Linked DNA regions of Mus musculus: region 2 is linked to region 1. The links are chromatin loops, found by intact Hi-C in ENCODE. Cell type or tissue: gastrocnemius. All regions are shown on one strand. Each heading gives the region's core, and the rest is flanking DNA. Links, peaks and the distances in the headings are about the cores only. Region 1 overlaps Mad1l1 (MAD1 mitotic arrest deficient 1-like 1). Region 2 overlaps Mad1l1 (MAD1 mitotic arrest deficient 1-like 1).

What was found. Hi-C counts contacts between places; a loop is a spot of excess contacts. Peaks named below come from ENCODE experiments on the same cell type or tissue, not always from the same donor. Only the 100,000 strongest peaks of a DNase experiment are listed, where the experiment ranks them.
Region 2: a loop joins it to region 1, with 7 times the contacts of the local background. A loop is called at or near these places in 2 of 42 quality-filtered maps.

Annotation. Positions count from the first base shown.
Region 1 is chr5:140,286,910-140,296,828 of GRCm38, reverse strand. It overlaps Mad1l1 (MAD1 mitotic arrest deficient 1-like 1), which reads left to right. Exons shown (of 18, transcript NM_010752.3): 9 at 981-1,042. Among named protein-coding and RNA genes, the nearest start is that of Mad1l1, 30 kb to the left of the region's middle. In gastrocnemius, for the core only: a CTCF peak has its summit at 4,444 (motif pointing right); DNase peaks (open chromatin) are centred at 4,478 and 8,459.
Region 2 is chr5:140,132,129-140,142,047 of GRCm38, reverse strand. Mad1l1 (MAD1 mitotic arrest deficient 1-like 1) reads left to right here. Exons shown (of 18, transcript NM_010752.3): 13 at 9,223-9,279. Among named protein-coding and RNA genes, the nearest start is that of Gm30492, 42 kb to the right of the region's middle. In gastrocnemius, for the core only: CTCF peaks have their summits at 1,622 (motif pointing right) and 5,723; DNase peaks (open chromatin) are centred at 1,645 and 5,884; H3K27ac peaks cover 339 bases.

The DNA.
Region 1 (9,919 bases), core at 786-8,785:
TTTGCAAAATGAAAAGTTGACAGTATGAAAACATGAGCTGGGCACAGGTTGTTTTTTGTTTTTTTGTCAGTATTATTCTTGGCTGGCTTGGAACTTCCTATGTAGACCAGGCTGTCTCTGGACTTTCAGAGGTCTGCTTGCTTTTCCCTCCAGAGTTCTGGGATTAAAGCCATGGGGCATGCCTTGTGGGCCGAGAACCTTTAAAAACAATTTTATTTAACTTTTTGTTGAATTTGTGAATTTCATATCATGAACCCCAATTCCATTCATCTCTTTGTCCTCTGCCCTCTGCCCTTGTAACTTCCCCCCAAAAAGAAAGAATTGTTGTAGGAACTGTAGTGTTCATTGCAAAGAGTCATTTGGCTGGTTTGAGGTCTCTGGCTTCTGCTACACTATTAGTTCCTGACCGGAACTCCTCTCAGATATCCTGTGGCATAGAGATCTTGCAGCTTTGGATCTGCAGGGCTGGTAGGTCCAGAATCATGAGTGAACCCTTGGTATCAGCTATGTGCTGGCCCCCTAAAGATGGGGCTGATCTGAAGCACATATTCATTTCAGCTCCAAAGGGGTAGGGAGAGAGACTTTGTGGGAATCAAGCTGGTCTGGAGCAGGCACACGGGCATAGATGACCCTGTTTCCTCCTCATGGCTTGCTAGCCCGCATCTAAGTCATTTTGGTCCTGGCCTACCATAGAATTAGGGAAACCGTGGCTCTAGAACAGAGTTTGTCGGTCAGTAGGTCTAGGACTTAGCATTCTAGGACTTAGCTTTCTGAAAGAGGCTCCTGGCTAATTTGGCTGGACTTGCACCATGGGGCAGGAAGGAGCAAGGCCTAGGCCAGTCATGTACCTTCATCTGCTAAGATCACCTAACCACCTGTGATCACAGATAGGATGGGAGACTCCAGTACCTTTGTCATTGTTTGCTTTCACATGACAGTTGCTGGGCAAGAGATACTGATGGCTATAACTGTCTTTCTAGAAGCTACTTGCAAAGCTGCAGAGCTGGGAGAACCTGGACCAGACCATGGGCTTGAATCTCAGGTAGGTAAGCTGTTGCTGTCTTCACCCCTGGCTGCTGGCTTCCAGTGCTTTCTTCTGCCTCCTGGCTCAGAGTCTGCAGAGGACAGGGCAGGCAGGCTCCTTCTTGTGCTGTGGTGAGGAGCTCTTGTTTAGGCTTAATGAGTGCTTTACATGGCAGGGCGATTGAGCCTTACTGTAAAGACTGTTGAGAATCTGTATCTCCACAGAGCTGATGGTGGGGAAAGGGCATTGCAATGGCCTGCATGCTCACAGGACCCAGTGCATGTAAGGAAGTCACTGCTTTGGGGGAAAATGATAAACTTTGGGGATTGACTGACTGAGTTAAAACCCAATAATACTGGAAGATTCATGTCCCACTGGGTCCTTTGGAGCATCTCATGTTACTGGTCTGTGTCAGGTATGAGTGCAGAAATGCAGAGTGGATCACAGGGCAGAGATGCTGGGCACTGTGTGTTCAACACATAGCAAGGGCAGGGTGTTCCCTGTGGCTTTCCCATCTGTACAGTTGTGAGGTGTCATTCACTGATGGCCTGATGCATTTGTAGTTCAGTTTTGGGTTGACTCTCAGCTGCCATCAACAGCTGTGATCCCTGAGTCTTGGTCTGGCTGTCACCCTTCATGATGGCTGTGTCTGTTCTAGGACTCAGGGCAGTTGTGGTGTATTAGTTGGGATAAGGTGTTGGAGCTAAGGCCTGTGGGATTCAAGCAGCCCTTTGTTGTAATACTTCCGGCTTGCTGGCTGTCTTCCTGCTGCTCTGAGTAACAAGGCCAGATGAAAACTGCCTGAGCTCAGCTGTCTTATAATCACACTGTCCCCTGCTGGCTCTGGAGCCGTCACCTTTTGATGGCAGCATTGCCTTCCATTCTGTTACTTGACAGTGCCTCTTCATTTCCTTTCCAGTCCATCTGCAGAACCCTTCTTTCAGAGGCTGGCCCAGCAGGCCCAGTGCTGTGTGCTTCCTCCTGTCTTCTGGGCTTGTTAGCTGCCGGCAAGGGTCCCTCCTACCCCTGGGGATACTCTGCCCAGACAAGACACCTCCGTGACTTCTTTCTTGTGATGGAGATCAGAGGCCCCTCATGCCCAGTTGGACCAGCCCTGTTGGAACACTGGTGTTCTGGTTTGCCTGCGTGTCTGGTGCCTGCCGCATGGTACTTAGTGTCAATCAGTTCTGTGGAGCCGTTGCCTTGGCTGGAGTAGCACAGGTCACAGTGGCCAGGTTGCAGTGTCTAGCTGCTGTGTGAGCCCTTTCCCCAACTGACTGCCCTGTGCAGAGCTTGGCTGCTTTGAGGGCAAGCTGATCCTTGGTTGCTGTCTAGCTACCTGGGCCAAGCAAGAGAGAGGAGTGGGTGCTTATGGTGCTCCACATTCTCATCGAGGAATGCGGGGAGACCCTTCTTAGGAGCCATACTGCCCTGGACCCCTCTTCTCTTAACTGAGGAGTGCAGGGCTTCTACCAGCTGTGTTTGTAAGGTCCAGCAGGCTCATGTCCTTAGGAAGCATCTCAGCTGGTAACTATCCTTTCTAGAAGGCAAAGGGCACTGGTCTCTTGCTTCATAGCCCCCTTGGTCTCCTGATAGCTGCCGTTCATGCATTGCCCTGGGCTGCTAGGCTGCCTGGCACCTTGGAAGCTCAGTGTCACCTGCTTACCTTCCCTGTGCACCAAGGGCAGAGATTTGGGTACAGGCCAGGGTCAAGGCTGAACTCTGGGTGACATGGATTCACCCTTGTGGCTACACTTGTTCTGTGATGGTGACAGATGCAGACCAGCTGTATTAAATGTGCTCCCTTAACATGAGAAGCTGGGTCTGGGGCCAGGACATATGCTGGAGTGTGCACTAAGAATGTGTGATGCAGCCAGGTGTGGTAGTGCAGGCCTTTAATCCCAGCACTCGGGAGGCAGAGGCAGGCGGATTTCTGAGTTCCAGGACAACCTGGTCTACAAAGTGAGTTCCAGGACAGCCAGGGCTACACAGAGAAACCCTATCTCGAAAAAACTAAAAAAAAAAAAAAAAAAAAAAAAGAAAAAAAAAAGAAAAGAATGTGTGATGCCTGGGTTTATTTCCCAGCAACTGGTCCTTAACAAGTGGATGGGGGCTGAGGTACTCAGTGGATGAATCCATTACCATGCAAGCCAGACAGCCTCAGGTAGATCTCTAGAATGTAGGCAAGGGTACAGGAGAGAACCAGTTCCACACAGCTGTCCTCTGTCCTTCGTACATGAGTTGCTGGGATTTGAACTCAGGACCTTTGGAAGAGCAGTCAGTGCTCTTACGTGCTGAGCCATCTCACCAGCCCCTGTTTCTTTTTTTAACATCTGTCTCTCTTTCTCTGTGTGTGTGTGTTTGTATATGCACATGCATTCGTGAGTTCGTGCCCATCTAGTGTGTAGGTGTCTGTGCAGGCCAGAAGAGGGTGTTGGATTTCCTGGAACTGGAGTTACAGGTGGTTGTGAGCTATCATGTACCCACTAGAAACTGAATATGGATCTTGTAAAACAAAACAAAAACAAAACACACACACACAAAAACTCAGACAGTGAGTGCTTTTAACAGCCGAACCATCTCTTCAGCCCCAAGGCTTCCCCTACCACCACCACCTCCTCCTCCTCCTCCTCCTCCTTCTTCTTCTTCTTCTTTTTTAAAGATTTATTTATTTATTTAATGTATGTGAGTACACTATGGCTGTACAAATGGTTGTGAGCCTTCATGTGGTTGTTCGAATTGAATTTTTAGGACCTCTGCTCGCTCTGGTCAACCCTGCTCGCTCTGGTCAACCCTGCTCGCTCCAGTTGGCCCCGCTTACTCAGTCCGTGCTTGCTCTGACCCAAATATTTATTTATTATTATACTTACGTACACTGTAGTTGATTTCAGACGTACCAGAAAAGGGTGTCAAATCTCATTATGGGTGGTTGTGAGCCACCATGTGGTTGCTGGGATTTGAACTCATGACTTTCAGAAGAGCAGTCAGTGCTCTTACCTGCTGAGCCATCTTACTAGCCCGAACCTTTTATTATTATTATTATTATTATTATTATTATTATTTTTTTTGTGGTAGGTTTTGGGAAGTTGTTTGTGTAAGGCTAGGAGGGTGACTGACTGAAGCATGAGGTACTGAGATTGGACATGATGCAGGACGGGGCAGAAGTAATGGAAGGATGGGGCAAAGTTAGGGTTCAGTGCCAGGACAGAGTCTCCTTAGAAGTCATACATTTGCCTACTCACATAGTCATACATGTATGTACGTATACATAAGCACATATACATACAAATGCACATAAGCACAAACACACAGCACACCCATACACATACATGACTATGTATTAGTTCAAGGATGCACTCTTTAGCTGGAGACAGCCTGCATGTCTACCTGTCTGATGTGTAACACTGTGGATTCTGAGATGTAGCAACCAGTAGGTGGCACTGCCTCCTTGATGATCAGCTTTCTTCAAGGAGGCCTGTGAGCACCTGTGGCAGCCTGTCTTGGGGCTTACTGCCCTTCCATAGGAACTTCCTCACTAGTATCAGGGATCTTGTTAACTGAGGCACAAGGGGTCTGGGTCCACTGGCTGCCTTCTTATGGACAGGCAGGTTGTCACCAAAGTCTGTGCTCTCCCTGTCTGTCTGTCCATCTGTGACCATCATCTCTCAGAGTCCTTGTCCCCTAGGGTCTGAGTGCTGATGGTGAATGGTGCAGATCCTGTGAGGATGAGGTCTGGCTACCCCGAGGGGCTCAGCCGTAGTGTGGCTGTTACTTTCCTCATTGCCGTGACAGACAGGTTATCTGACAGAATAGCTTGACTCTGGCTCCAGTGTGAGTGTATAGTCTACCAAGGTGGAGAGCGTGGTGGCAAGAGCATGGGGCAGCTGCTCACATTGTGTCCACAGCTGGGAAGCAGAGAGATGAGTGGAGGCTCAGCTGCTTTCTCCTTTTTATTGAGACCAGCTCACTGAATTGTGCCATCTCCATTCAGGTTGGCTTGAAACTCCATGGAAACACCTTTACAGTCGTGCCAGATGTGTGTCTCCTAGGTAACAGTAAATCCAGCCAAACTGATCATGCAGATTAACCGTCATACCTAGGTTAAAAGAGTGTTTTGGCCTGTGTGAGTTCCTCATGGTGTAACAGTGTTGCTCTCTGCACTGTGACACTTCTTATGTCTGAGGAGCCTAGAGTTATTAGGGGGGAGTGTTTAAGCCACTGTAAACCAGGAATCAGATGCTGAAATCTAACTGTAGATACACTGTGATGTGTCCTATGCATTGGGCCACGTGGGTGAGGAGAAATGGGCCTGTCAACCTGTGTCCAGTGCATGGAATCATGTGGGCTGGGTCAGATAGCTCTCTCTACTGTGTGTCTAGTGCACAGGGCCATGTGGGCAGGAACACATGCTTCTGTCTTCCTCTGGTGAATCCAGTGTATGGAGTCCCATGAGCTGGAGCTGACAAATTTGTATCTATTTGTGTCCAGGTCAGTAGGGTCGTGTGGACTGGGGTAAATGTCTCTCTCAGATGCATCTAGTGCCATGGGGCATGGGGGCTGGGGCAGATGGTACTGTTGTGAACGGTGTGGTTATGCACAGAGTCACATGGGGCTGAGCACACAGTGCTCTCTATCTGTGATGTGTCCAGTACATGGTGTCATGTAAGCTGGGGTGGATGTACACAGGGCCATGTGGGCTGGGGGTGGACAGGCTTTGTGCCATGGAGAGTAATGGGCAGGAAAGTGCCTGGCAGTGTACACATATGATGCTGTGGCATGGGGTCAACAGAGCCTTCTGTGTTGTGTGGCAAGTACCAGTGTGGGTAAGCCAGTGACCTTAATCCTCAGGGATTTTTTTGAAGTTCTGTGGGGGGTTGGCACAGTGTTGTCATGAGGAGCATGGAGAGTGATGACATCTTGACCTTGGTCTCTTGGGGCAGACTGTGGGAAAGGGCTTTCAGTATGGAGAGTAAATGACTGCAGACAGAAACAGCCTGCACGATGGTGTGGCTGTGGAGAGAGGCTGGCAGGATGGTTTTGATTGAGAACATTCTGAAAGCTCAGAAAGAAGGGAACCAGAGAGAAGGCACCTGGAAACAACTGCGGCGGATCCAACGCTGGTGACCCTTATGCTAGGGATGAGGCATGTGTTCTCAGCATCGTGCTCACACTGTAGATGCTGCCCCTCATGGGGATGAGGCCACATGTTCTTACCTTCCTGTTGAATTTCCTCACCTGTGTGACTAATTACAGAGCAGGTCATCCTGGGAGTGAGTAGATGCTTCCTTGGGTAAGTATGCTTGACCTGAGTTCCTTCTGGTCATCAATACCCATGTGAAGAACCAAGCATGGCTGCCTGTGCCTGTAACCTGTATCCCTAGCACTGTGAGGGGCAGAGTTCAGAGAGAGACCCCATCCCAAGAGAATAAAGCAGAGAATGACAGAGCAGGACACTTGGACAGCCTCTGCACACATGCATATGGGTGTGTACACATGCACATATGTCCCCTCCCTGCAGAAATCAGGATGTGTGGCCTGGATAGGAAAAAACTATCTGGAGACAACATAATCTTGTAGGGCTTCCAAAGTATCAATAAAAAGCTCTTTGGACCCATCAGCCAGGTCTGCAGGGTCCTAGAACGGGTGACAGTTGACAAGAATAGACGGTATTTCTGAGTACCGTGGTGACCTGTGGGAAGGACACGGCGTGTATAGTAGCATCAAAACAGTGCAGCACTGAGGGATAAATTTAACACAGCATGTCCAAGATCTGTGCTTTGCAAACATTAAGATGCAGCTGTCAGTAATTATGGATGACCTAATAATGGCAGGACGTGGTAAGAGACAGGGGAGGAGAAAATAGACCCTTCCCTCTTTGCTCCCAGGCGCCTGCTCGGCCCCGCACCCTGACACCAGATGGTTTGTTTTTTTTCTGCACAGCAAGCAGTTCTCCAGTAGATGCCAGCTGGGCGTCCTACAATCCAGCTCAGACACTGTCAGAGTCCGGGTTGGATCCCACAGGTTGAGACCTCAGACCTAAATGATTGGCCTACTAGGCTGCCTGTTCTCAATCCTAGGTTGTCACCAAATTCCAAAGACTGGCACCAAGGTGAGGTTCCCAGAAGCCCCTTGGGTTAATTTGCTAGCTGTGCTCAGAGAATGCAGAAACACCTTTATTGTGCCTGTCCATCCTTGTTTGGTTTGTGTTTTTGAGACTCATGTAGCTCAGGCTAGCCTCCGGCTCACTGAGTAGCTGATCCTGAACTCTTGGTCTTGCTGTTTCCACTTCCTCAGTACTAAGATTTTAGGCATTCACCTCTAGGTCCACTTTATATAGTGCTGGGAGTGGAACCAAGGTCTTAGGGCACACTGGGTGTGCTGGCTAGTTTTATGTCAGCTTGACCCAGCTACAGTCATCTGGGAAGAGGAAATCTCAGTTAAGAAAGGCTTCTTCATTAACCCCACAGGTTGGCCTATGATGCCTTTTCTTGGTTAATGATTGATGTCTTGGGGCCCAGCTGACTTGGGGCAGTACCACCCTGGGCAGGTAGTCCTAGTTGGTATAAGAAAGCAGGCAGAGCAAGCCGTGAGGAGCAATCCAATAAGCAGCATTCCTCCATGGTCTCTACTTCATTCGGTTCTTACTTCCAGGTTCATGCCTTGAGCCTCTTCCCTGACTTGCCTGGATGATGGACTGTGATCAATAAACCCTTGGTCTTGGTCATGGTATTTATCACAGCAGTAGTACCTAGCTAAGGCACCAGGCAAGTACTCAACACTCGTCCACCTGAGCCACGTCCTGTGTCTGTCAGCTAATCTTTGCACTATACCTGCACCAGATCGAGTGCTTGAGTCACTCCCCAGTCCTGCATGCTATGGACAGACTGATTTCTCCATGCTGAGGGACAATTACTTTGTTTCCCCTAAGTAAACAGCATTAGCATTGCTTAGATAAATTCCTAAAGGCGTGTTTGGCTTTTTTTTCCTTGGTTCAAAAGAAACTGTGTGTTTAGAATTGATAGCTGATGCCAAATTGCCCTTTGAAAAGCTGTATTTCTACACATTTCCGTCAGGGAATGGGAGCCCATGGCTTAATTGGGTGAGTATGCTTTCGAAGGTTCAAGCAGAGATGCAGAGTGAGTCACAACAGAGCGAGGAGAGCAGGCGACTTTACTGCTTGGCTTTTTAAACACTATACTTAGCAATTCAGATGGAAGCAAGAGGCTTATTAAGCAGGCTCAGAGTGAGTGTTGGACCCTCTGTAGTCAGGCCTGTGTTCTGTGTAGGGAATAATTTGCCAGTGGCTGAATGCCTCTGCTACTTGGCATCTGACTCTGTCACTTTTGTGCCTGAACCTGGCCTTGTTTCAGATCCCTCTGGGTGGTCATTATACCTGTCAGAGTGTGTGTGTGTGTGTGTGTGTGTGTGTGTGTGTGTGTGCTGAATGGCATTGAGAAGTGCTGTGGTGTGGGCCCTGGGAGGCCGGACATCTTCCCACTTCAAACTGCTGACCTCAAATCAGAGTTGGAAGCCAGCAAGTGCTGACCTCGGCTTTGCTGAAGCATCTCTAGGCCAGCCAGATGACACGTTCTGGGGACTAGCTTCCCCGATGTGCAGGCCAATTAGGGGGACTTTGGGGAGAGTGAGTGGGTAGACTCACTTCCAAGATGGGAGCAAATTGGCCAACCCAGCCCCACACTCCGCTAACCTTTCTCTGCTCAATGTTTGTAATGACCCTGGTGTCTTGTTGATGGATATCCAGAGCTTCCAGTGCTTGGAAGGTTAGCGAGCTGCTGGGTGTCTTGATGTCCTTAATGGCTGGCTTTTAGTTGAGGCCTAGCTGTGAAAGAGGGAGAGTCATACCTGCAGTGTGGTCTGTTCCTGGGCTTCAGTTGGCTTATTGCTCACAGCTGCTTATGTTGGGGCCTGTGTTCTGGAGAGGGAGGGACCCTGCTGGCTTATGTGTTTGTGGCGGGCTTTTCCTACCAGTGGTCTCAGGGGCCTTACATATTCACTCATTCCTAACAGAGTCTCCGGCTGTTTTCTGTTCTGGAGATTGTGAAGGTTTTGTGTCAGCTAGCTCATAAGTTTGATGATTTGGTACCTAAGGGAGGGGCTGGTCTTCTGAGCAGTAGGCTTTTAGTAAACACTGGGGGCGAGTGTGATGAGGGGTGTGCTGTGGTGCTTGGCTGTTGCCTCTGGCAAGGCCCTGGGGCGGCCCATTTGTGCCTGCCAGTGGGAAGCAGGGCTTCAGGACCTGTGAGGCTGGGGAAGTAGCTCTTGTGTTTCTTTGCCACTTATAAAGTTGCAGGAGGGTCTTCTTGGGGTACTGATGACTGTCTGCTTGGAGTGGATGGTCTCATCTTTCCATGGGACAGGATGGGAGATAGATGTTCTGTGTTGGCTAGTGTCATCCCTGTGCCTGTCATGTGCCAGAGCAGGGCTGGAGGCAGTGGGATGTAGAGCGTGGAGATGAAATGCTTGCTGGAGCAGACACCACACATGCACACAGGCAGCTACATGTACAGCAGGGAGTGGCTTGGCCCAACCAGTGCTCTCTGCTGTTTCTCACAGTGCCTTTGGGCCTTTCTTCCAGGTTGTGTAGATAGGGCTCATCTCAAGTGCCTGCTTTGGAGTTGATTTAGCAGAACCCAAAGCCTTGAGAGCATTGGGGATGTGATGTGCACCTGGGGTGATGTGTCAGGAGGTGGCTATGGCTGCACCCCTGGTTCACAGTTGGTTTTTGTTCCCTTCCTTCCTCTACTTTTCCTTTCTTTGGTGTGTGCATAATCATACTTATATACATGTATGTGAAGGGCAGAGCTTGAGGTCAGATGTCTTCCTCAATCATGCTCCACCTTCTTTTCTTTCCTTTTTTTAATTGTTAGAGAATTT
Region 2 (9,919 bases), core at 872-8,871, 150 kb after region 1:
TGAGGGGCTGGAAGTGTGGCTCAGTGGTAGAGCACTTACTAACTTTTATGAGTTCTTATATTAAATTCTTAGTTATTGAAAAACAAACAAACAAACAAACAAACAAGTAAATATATAAATCAAACCCATGATAACTACAAAGTGCAGTAGCATTTTAGGTGTGGGATCCCATGAGGAAGCAATCAGAAATGCATGACACTGCTGTAACCTATCTGGGAAAGTCAGGAAGCACCTTTGGATTCACAGCTCAGAGGACAGCTATAGGTCTCACTGGGGCAAGACTGGGGCATGACTAGAGTGGGAGCTGCTGAGCTTCAGCTCTGGCGATGGCTTGTGGCAAGGCTGTGCCATATGAAGAGGCCACAATCCAGGCTGGCTGCTTGTTCTTTCTGCCCATGAGATTCTCACCAGGCACATTGGGCCTATGCTGTCCCTGCACGGAGGAGAATCCCTCACTGACACTCTTGGCAGAATAAAGCAAGTCACACGAGTTGTGGAACCTGCCTGGGTCCTGCGCTTATCTCCCCACTCCACTCTCTGGCTGCACACTTGTTCCAATGTCTCACAGGTGGCCAGTAGCCAGGAGTGCAATCCACTGGGGCTGCTGTGAGCTGCCACAACCCAGCTCTCCAGCCTCATCTGAAAGGTTAACTGGGGTTCTAGTGAGCTGTGCCATCATCAATGTAAGTGTGTTAATAGTTGTTTTATTACAGCACATTTAGCTCCATGAGAAACGCCAACGAGGAGAGATTTGTGGGTCTGCTCTCTGACACCTTGCAGCTCCCTGGTATTTTCTCACTGAGAGATCTCATCTGTGCTGCCATATGCATTCCACATAGGTCCTTAGGAAGATGATCGTCAGGGCACAGCCAATGTTTTGTGTCAAGTGACCAGTGTTGTCAGGATTCAGCTCCAGCAGATATATGCTCCCTGTCAGCATCTCGCTGTCACCCTGCTCATGGGTATATGTCAAGCACCCTACCTTTCCCTGCAGGATGTAAGGTTGGCAGGTTCTTCCTCCTGTTTTGTGTCCCAGGGTTATGGGAAAGCCAGTTGGAGGCTCAGCTGGGTGGAGCAAGGTGCTCTTGCTATTTCATAGTCATCGTCACTGTGAGTGTTCATCAGTTTAGTCCAGATGAGGGAGGGTGAGGAGCCCCCCTCCCCAACATACACACCTTGGAGATTCCTGTTACAGTTGGTCCTCCTATGCATGGGCACTCTGGCCTCTTGAAGCAGGCTGGCCCTCAGTGACCTTCCTCCTTTGGGCCTAGGTGTGCTGGTATCATGGCTGTGGTGAGTTAGGCTCCTGTGAGCAGAGCCCTAGTGGCTTTTCTCCTCAGCCTGTGGCTCTGCTATTTATGCTGGGTATGCAACCTTTGCTGTCTAGAGTGGCCATGTATTCAGACACTTGCCGCATTTTCACAGGAGTCACTGAGAGACAGTTGTGCCCAGTCAATCACAGAATTCCCTGTCCCCACTAGAGTCCTCCTCATACTGTAGGGCCCTTGAGGAGCACAAGGTCTGGCAGATCCAGCCCTTTGAGGATGGAATAGTAGCTGGATTTAGCAGTCTAGAGGAGGAAGCCAACCAGGGGGTCCTAATTCACTGGAGTGGGGAACCATACACCTTCTGCCTCCACCAGGTGGCAGCAGACAGGCTCACTGCTTTCTGGGCCTCACCACTGGCCTGGTGGGGGTTAGGTCAGATGCAGGAAAGGATGGCCTGGAGGAGGGAATAATGGGGACCTGGGCACATATTGATCAGAGGCAAGGAGCAGGCAGGTGTGAGAGTCCCACAGCTGAGTGGTCTGTTGTGGAGGGAGTTTGGAAGGACCTTAGCTTTGGCCAAGGCTGGCCTTGGCTTTCGACTTCCCAGCTATCTTGGAGCTTGGATTTAGGAGGTTACTCCCTCCCTCAGCACGACTCCTTTCCATTCTGTTACCTGCTCTGTAGAGTCCAGTGTACAGCTGGGTTTCCTGTGAGTCTCCATTTAGTGAGAAGGGAGATGGGCAAACAGTCTTACTTTGTCGTAGAAGGCAAGCTATACATAGGCCAAAGGAAGAAGAAGTTGCCTCTGGACAGGCAGATGTGGGCTCCTGGGGCCTTGGTGAGTCAGGAGGGGTATGTCCTGAGTCAGTTCTGGGGATTTAAGGTGACTTATGAGGATGACTGGTAGGAAAGATCCCTGCCACAGTGAGCCAGGAAGCTGTTCCTACAGAAGCCATACAGCTTGCTGTTTAAAGCCCAGACCCTGGTCATCACCAGCCCCTGAATGTTGTACAACCACTTTAAGCTTATCTCCAGCTAGCTTATGAATAAATGAGACTCGGACTATGGTTATTTTATTTGGCTTTGACAGTTACTGGGGGTCACCCTAATTTACTCTTCTAACTGCTGGCCTGGCTACCTCTCTAGTGGGATACCCCAGATACTTGCTGTTTCTCCTGACTACGCCATGGCCCCATCTCCTCTTATGGTGGCTTCCTCTTCTCCTCTTATTCTTCTTCCTTTTCCTCCTGGCCTCTTCTCACACCTCTCTCTTCTCCACCCCCAACAAGGGAACTCCAAACCTACCTACTAGAAGTTCCTCCAGTAATTGTCCATAGCCAATCTTATTTAACCAATTGTTTTAAATCAAGGAACAAGGTTTGCACAGCAAAAGCTTGTAAACATGAGAATATCCTCGTAGGCCTAGACCTTTGGGTACAGAGTTTCTCATTACAGTACAAAACAACAGACCAAACGCCGGGCATGGTGGCACACGCCTTTAATCCCAGCACTCGTGAGGTAGAGGCAGGCGGATTTCTGAGTTCGAGGCCAGCCTGGTCTACAAAGTGAGTTCCAGGACAGCCAGGGATATATAGAGAAACCCTGTCTCGAAAAACCAAATAAATAAACAAACAAACAAACAAACAACAGACCAAACTCCAACAACTGTGTACTTCACATGAAGACCTATGGCCTTGCTGTCATCTCCAGCCCCTACCCTTTTGAGGAGAGCACTACTGGGCCAAGACAGCCACAGCTTGGTTCTATCTCATTCTGAGGTCCAGCAGGTACACTCTACCCATCTAAGGCTACTCTGTTAGTCAAGATGGCACGCATCACCTGCCACTTCTGAGTGCCCGGCTTGTAGACACATCCTGCAGCCAGCACAGCCTTAGTGAGAATCTCTCCAGGTTCCTGGGCACAGGGCTAAGTGGTGAGTGGTCCCAGGCAAACCTTCCCATCTCTTGTTTTTTTCACTCATGAGCATGTTGCCATCCCCGGTAGGTACATTCTAGAGACCTCACTCATTGCCCAGGGGTCTGAGAAATACACCCATAGAGGGCTTAGCACCTCCTGGGTACTGAATGCCCAGAGAGTGGCTGAGAGAAGGTTGGGCCTTTGTCTTGCCACAGGTGTGTTCCTAGGCCAAGGGGCCAGCCACTGGTCCTGCTGTAGGTGGCGGAGCTACAGCTACAGATGGTAGCTTTCCATTGCCTTCCTGGATAGTGAAGTTCATATACCAGATGCTTGCAAATGGCTCATACCTAGAGAGCTTTAAAAGTCTTGTCGGGAGTTTATTAGCTGAGCTGCTTGTATTGACACAGTAAAAAGTTACATAACTTCGTGGAACTCCTTTCTTAAAGGTCCCTTAGTGCCTTACAGCTGGGTAAGCATCGCTCAGGCCTGGGAGGCAAGTGGTTCTTCCAGGGAAGTTACATAGCAAGAAATGGAGAGGGAGCCCCCACATTGCCTGTGTTGTTCAGATCTGAGTTGAGAAGGTGAAGAGGTGTGAGCCAGTGTAGGGTCTGACTGCAAATCCCCGCTTAGGAAACAGGCCAAGAAGGAGGGTTCCTAGGAAAGAGGAAGAACACTGCTGGACATGTGCTGATTCAAGGTTTCTCCTGGGTGTGTGGCACCATCTCTCTGCTTTCTTTGTCTCTCCACCCCTTAACCTTTTTCCTTTCTACTTCTGCCCCTAGTCTTCCCTTCTCTTTGCCTGTCCTCTCTTTCTGTGTGTTGTCATGTGCATGCATAGGTATACATGCCAGTACTCATACATTTGGCGGTCAAGTGGACATTGGGGCTTTCTTCTCACCATAACCCGGAGCTTAGATTTGGCTAGATTGGCTGGCCAGTGAGCTCATGGGGTTCTTCTCGCCCCACCTCCCCACACTGTGATTTAAGATGTGCATTGCCAAACTTGGCCTTCTCCATGGGCACTGGGGCTGGGAACTCAGGTCTTCATTCCTGTGCAGCAGGCGCTTTACCCTCTGGTCTCTTTTTCTTTCTGATGGCTTTTCTCAGTTGCCTTTCTTTACCCACCCTCACCCCAAGCTCCTGTTTTCTCTGGGGTCAACAGGCACTTCCATGGATTCCTGTGCACTGGGTGTAGCTTTCCCATGGTTGACCAAGGAGGGAATGCTCGTTGTGTGGGAAGGCAGGTGTGCCAGCCTCAGGGCTGCCTTGGGCAGGCAGGCAGGCAGCCACTGCCGTCCTCCTCTCGGCACAGCCCTGGCCCAGGCTAACATCCGTCATCAGTTCCAGCATGGGGCATGCTTTGATTCCAGCAAAATCATTTTCAGCAAAACAAACTAGAAATGGAGAGCTGGAGACTCCCAGTAGCCTATCTCCAGTGGGGCTGCTGCCATTTTGCCCGGATTTTATTTATTCCATTTAATAAAGCGGCTGCGGAGGTTGGAAGCAGATGTCACGAGTCCTCTGTCGATAGAGCCATAAATACAAGTGTGTGGCACTTGGATGCCACGAGTCACCTGAGTTGTGTTTCCAGCATATTTAATTAAAACAGATTACAGCACGACCAGCTACATGAAGACTTCTTCCCAAACACGCTGGCGTGCTGCTCTCCAGTGAGAAGACTACACTGTGGGAGAGACACAGGACAGAAGCTCCAGAGAGTTGAGAGAGGTAGATGCAGGAGGATGCAGGGAGCGATTGGAGGATGCATATGCCAGGTAATTGCTCTGCACTGCACTATAGTTCCAGCTCACTGGGCCCATTACATAGATGGAAGACAAGTACCCTAAGAGGTGAGGTCAGAGGTTAAGATCAGCCTTTGTGGAGGTCACCTAGGTGATAGGCAGCCATTGGGATCCTGGCCGCATGCCGGAAGGTTGATTACCCACAGCCGCAGTTCCCAGATCTGAGCTCTGTCAGCATCCCTGCGGGATTAGTGGGGACACTTATAGGCCAGGATCCTCTGCCACTGGCTATGGGCTAGAGCTGGGAACCTCCTGTTTCTAGTTAAGTGGTCTCTGTGGAGTCACTAACCCTGAAGAGTGTGATGGAGCAGGCTGGGGTCATTTGTCTTCTCTACTCCAGCAGAGCCCACTCCTGCCTATGATGCTTTCCACCCCCATAGCCCATACCTCAGTTTGCAGCTTTGAATGGCTAAGCATGCTGGCTGCCTGCTCAGGGGCTGGCTTGTTCTATAGCCCCCAGAAGCTCTTGCATCCATGTCTATACTCACACCCCAAGGGAAAGCCTAGCACTTAAGACCCAGCCTCTTCAGTTAATGTGACCTTGGGTGGACCCCTGTCTGCTTGGGTCCAAGTGAGGCCGATGGCCTACTCTCTGGGTTTTCCCAGCCAAGGCCATACTGTGCCATGGTATTGCAAAACGTACACCAAGCCCCTGCTTGGGATGGTCTGTCCCAGCCTGTCTCTACCTGCAGGTTTTCCTGCTTACTCCGAGCTGTCTGTGTGCCTGCAGGGGTGCTAGATCATCAGGCTGCCACTTCTCACTTCAGGATAAAAATAGCCCTGCAGAGGCTTCTGTGCTGGATGTAATGTCACAGGTGGCACACGTCCAGGGCTTCTGTCTGAACACACACATCTCCAGGGGTTGGCTGGAGTAGCAAATGTGCACTAGCCCACCTGCCACCTTGGCCACACCTGAGACCAAGGACATCTGTGCTGTCCTCATGCTGTTGTCTGCCTTGCCAGAGCCTGAGCGGGGACTGCTTTTGGTACCATTTCTGGAGCAGGCTGCCAGCCTGTCGTCCCTGTGCGTAGCCTCAAAGCCAGGCTCTGTGTCCTTTGTGGTAGTAGTATCTTGGGCAGGGCAGATAGCTGGTGCCATGTGAACAGAGGGATGAGAGGTGACTGCCTGTGTTAGCTGATGGCTGTGGGCAGATGAGGGACAGCTGGTGGACTGAGGTGCCATGCTGCTGTTTTCCTGCATAAAGGCTGCTGGTCCCTCTTTAGAAGTCTTGGGAGAAAGCAGGAGCATATGGGCCCTGATGTCACCGCAAAGGGCAGGACACTTACTGTCATGCCATGAGATAATTCCTCAGTCTAGGTTCCAGTAATGTGGACCCCTGCACTGCCCATCTCCCACTGCTGGGCATTATACCTCATCCTCCGCCTTCAGCTCTGTATTGTATCTCCCAGTGAGGCCTGGTCCATCACCTCCACTGTCTAACTTTTGTGGCTGAGGCAGCATTTTCTGGAGGCTCTGTGCTCAAGCTGCAGATAGTCCCTTCTGAGAACAGTATGATGATCATGGCCAACCATCTCTTTTACACCAGGACCTCAGAGGGGCCCTGCTTTCTAGATGAGGATGTGGTGACTGAGATGTCTTGTTCTCCCAACATCTTTCTACAACAGTACTATTGCTAACCATGCTTGGCTGATCCAAGAGATGAGACCCTTCTGGAGTGAGTGTTTCCCAGTGGTCTTCCGGGGACTCTCCTGCTGCAGGTGTGGATGGGGGCTGGTGGAGCTGCAGTGGAAGCCAGCCCCCCTTTTATCTATAGATGTGGTGGTCATACAGCGCAGGTTGTCACTTACCACCCTTCTTTCTTTCTTTCTTTCTTTCTTTCTTTATTTATTTATTTATTTATTTATTTATTTATTATATGTAAGTACACTGTAGCTGTCTTCAGACACACCAGAAGAGGGCATCAGATTTCGTTATGGATGGTTGTGAGCCACCATGTGGTTGCTGGGATTTGAACTCAGGACCTTTGGAAGAGCAGTCGGCGCTCTTAACCTCTGAGCCATCTCACCAGCCCACTTACCACCCTTCTTATTTATTTAAATTTAAAAAAAAATTTATTTTATGCACATAAGTACACTATAGCTGTATTCAGACATACCAGAAGAGGGCATCAGATCCCATTACAGATGGTTGTGAGCCACCATGTGGTTGCTGGGAATTGAACTCAGGACCTCTGGAAGAGCAGTCAGTGCTCTGAGCCATCTCTCCAGCCCACTTACCATCCTTCTATGGCCAAGGCTACAGCCAAAGGCGCTGAAGTAAGAGTGTGTGTCTGTGTGTGTGTGTGTCCCTGTGTCTGCATGTGCTCAAATGTGCATGTGTGCATGCGTGCTGATGTCAGTGGACAGCCGAAGGTGTCAATCTTTGCCTTCTACTTTTCTGAGGCAGGGGCTTGCATTCCTGTGTAAACCCAGCTAGCTGTCCAGAGAGCTTTCAGAGAGTCTACTGTCTCTGCCTTCTTTCTCAACACAGGAGCATGGGATTTACAGATGTGTGCTACCATGCGTGTCTAGCTTTTACATGGACTTTTGGGATTTAAGCTCAGATTCTCGGTCACAGGAAAAGTGCTTTCTCTGCTGAGCCATCTTCTCAGCCCAGAAGTGCCTTTCTCAGTCCTTTGAGCACATATCTGGGGTTGATATGCAGACATTAAATCCTAAGGTGAAGCCAGGTCTGAACTCCTTCAGTCACTGCCACTGTCACCGTCACTGAGACTTGCTTAATTCCCATCCTTTCCCTTCAGTGCCCCAGCACTTCCTGGGCTCTGCCAGCCCTGTCTTTGCAGAGTGGTTTCGCTGTTGGTCCTGATTTGCATTTGGCTAATTGCTAACCATGTTAATTACCTTTCTGTGTGTTTGCCGCCTGTGTGCGTTTCCTTTTTGGGAGATGTCTGTTTGCCTCTTCGCCCGCTCCTCTGTCACACTGTTTATCTTTTTCCTCACTGCTTTGTAGCAGATCCATGTGTGTCCTTGAAGCCAGTCAGGTGGAGGGGATATCAGTCTCTGACCTCCGTCCCCTCCTCTAAAGCAATGAGAGTGGTGTGTTTGGGAGATATTGTGCGCCCTGGTAATGTATGTGTGGGCCTTACAGTTCTTCCAGTTTTGAGAGTCTCAGGTTGGACCTGGGTTCAAATCCTGCCAAGCTTGCTGACCAGCCACTCACTGAATTATACATGGTGTTTGACTTCAGGACCCATTTTCCTAAGAAAAGCTCTTCTAGAGGAGGACATGGTATGCCAGGAGAATATCCGTAGGCACTGAGAACCTCTGATGTCTGCAGGGCACTTCAGCCTGTGGTAGTCCCCAGAGGAAGAGGGGATCACAGTCCCCAGATCACAGTAGATGGAGAGGAAGAAGGAGTCCGTTTCCTGTTGCAGAGCCGACAGTGGAGCGACTGTTGCTCTGGTCTGGGCAGTACCCTTCCTGCTCAGTGAGGGTGATACATCCTTGCTGTGTAGGTGCTTAGTGCACAGTGGAATGCATTTATAGATGGCTCACAGCAGCCTACCGGTGGTCAGGATGGATTTCTACAAGCATCTTGGCCATGCTGCTTACTGTCTGCCAGGGAGTTGTCTAGCAGGGCCTGTGAGAACCACAGTGTATTCGGTAAGTGAGGAGTGTGTGCCATTCTAGAGGGGGCCATGCTGTGAGCACAAGAGAACAGGGTCTGTGGCATCCTGGAGCCAAGGTCTATGCTCTTTGACCTTTGATCTTCTGTACTGAAACTGAGTCTGTGCCTGCAGCCTCCAGTAGCCTGCTTTTTCATGGGGATGCTGAAGCAGAGGTTGGGAAGCCTCAGGAAGGCCATCCTTCTCTGGGTGTTGAGCCCTGGTGTGGGGCTCTGGGTACTCTTGGTCAGTTGACCCTTTTGTTAACCTTTCTCAGCTGAGGATAGCAGGCCAGGTTTTCCCTGCTCCTCCACAGTTTGTCCAATGCTGGAGAGCCCTAGTGTTCTGGGCCTGTCCTATGTCAGCAGGACCACCTCAGTTGGTGATTCCAGAGTGGGAAACTAGGATGCAAGATTCAGCTGGCTGACTTCCTCCTCGCCCTAACTTGCCCCAGTGTTGGACCACACAGCAGGGATAGTATGATCAGAATTTTATTTAACCTAGGGCCTACTAGGGTGGCCTGACAGACCCAGGGGGAGTGGAGGCCCTGTACCCCAAGGCTGACAGGCATCTCCTCTCAACTCTAACCTTCTTGGTCTTGTCTTGTAGGCTCAGCTGTCTCAGGCCCTGGAGGAGCTTGGGGTTCAGAAGCAGAGAGCTGACACGGTGAGTACTGAGGTGGGGGTCACTTGGTGCTGTGTGGTGAAGGGCAGCCTGAGGGCAGACCACCTTGAGTCCTGGATCCAGACAAAGGGAAGTCCTGCCTTCCTCCAGTAGGACTTGGCCTTCAGGCATACGCTCCTGTGTGGCCATGGTGTTTCCCCGATATTATTAGAGTGGAGGGGTCTGAGGTGGAAACTGAGTCCTGGTGCCCACCCCTTTGTGATACCAAGGTGTGAGCCCAGTGGGAGTCTTGGGAGCCATTTGGGAGCCTATGGCTAAGGGCTTGGGTCAGGCCAGGTCAGCCTAAACAACATAGGTGTGTGAGCACTTAGGGTACAGGTCAGATAACACAGGTAGGGTTTCCCTCTGGGACTCGGAGAATGCGGATTAGAATTCACAAGTGGGATTGGCTTGCAGCGAATGTGAGGGTTCTGGGTCAGGGCTGAGATTCTGATCTAGAGGTGGGAGAGAACTTCATGGAATATAGAATCATGGAAGGTTGTGCATGCTGGGGTTGTCCATTGCCCATTACCAAGTGTGTTGTCATTAGCATGGGAGTCAGACTGTGCCCAAGCAGAGGCTAAGCAACAAGGTGTCAGTCAGCTGGTAACTGACAGTTAAGGCAGCGTGGAGGAGGGAAAGG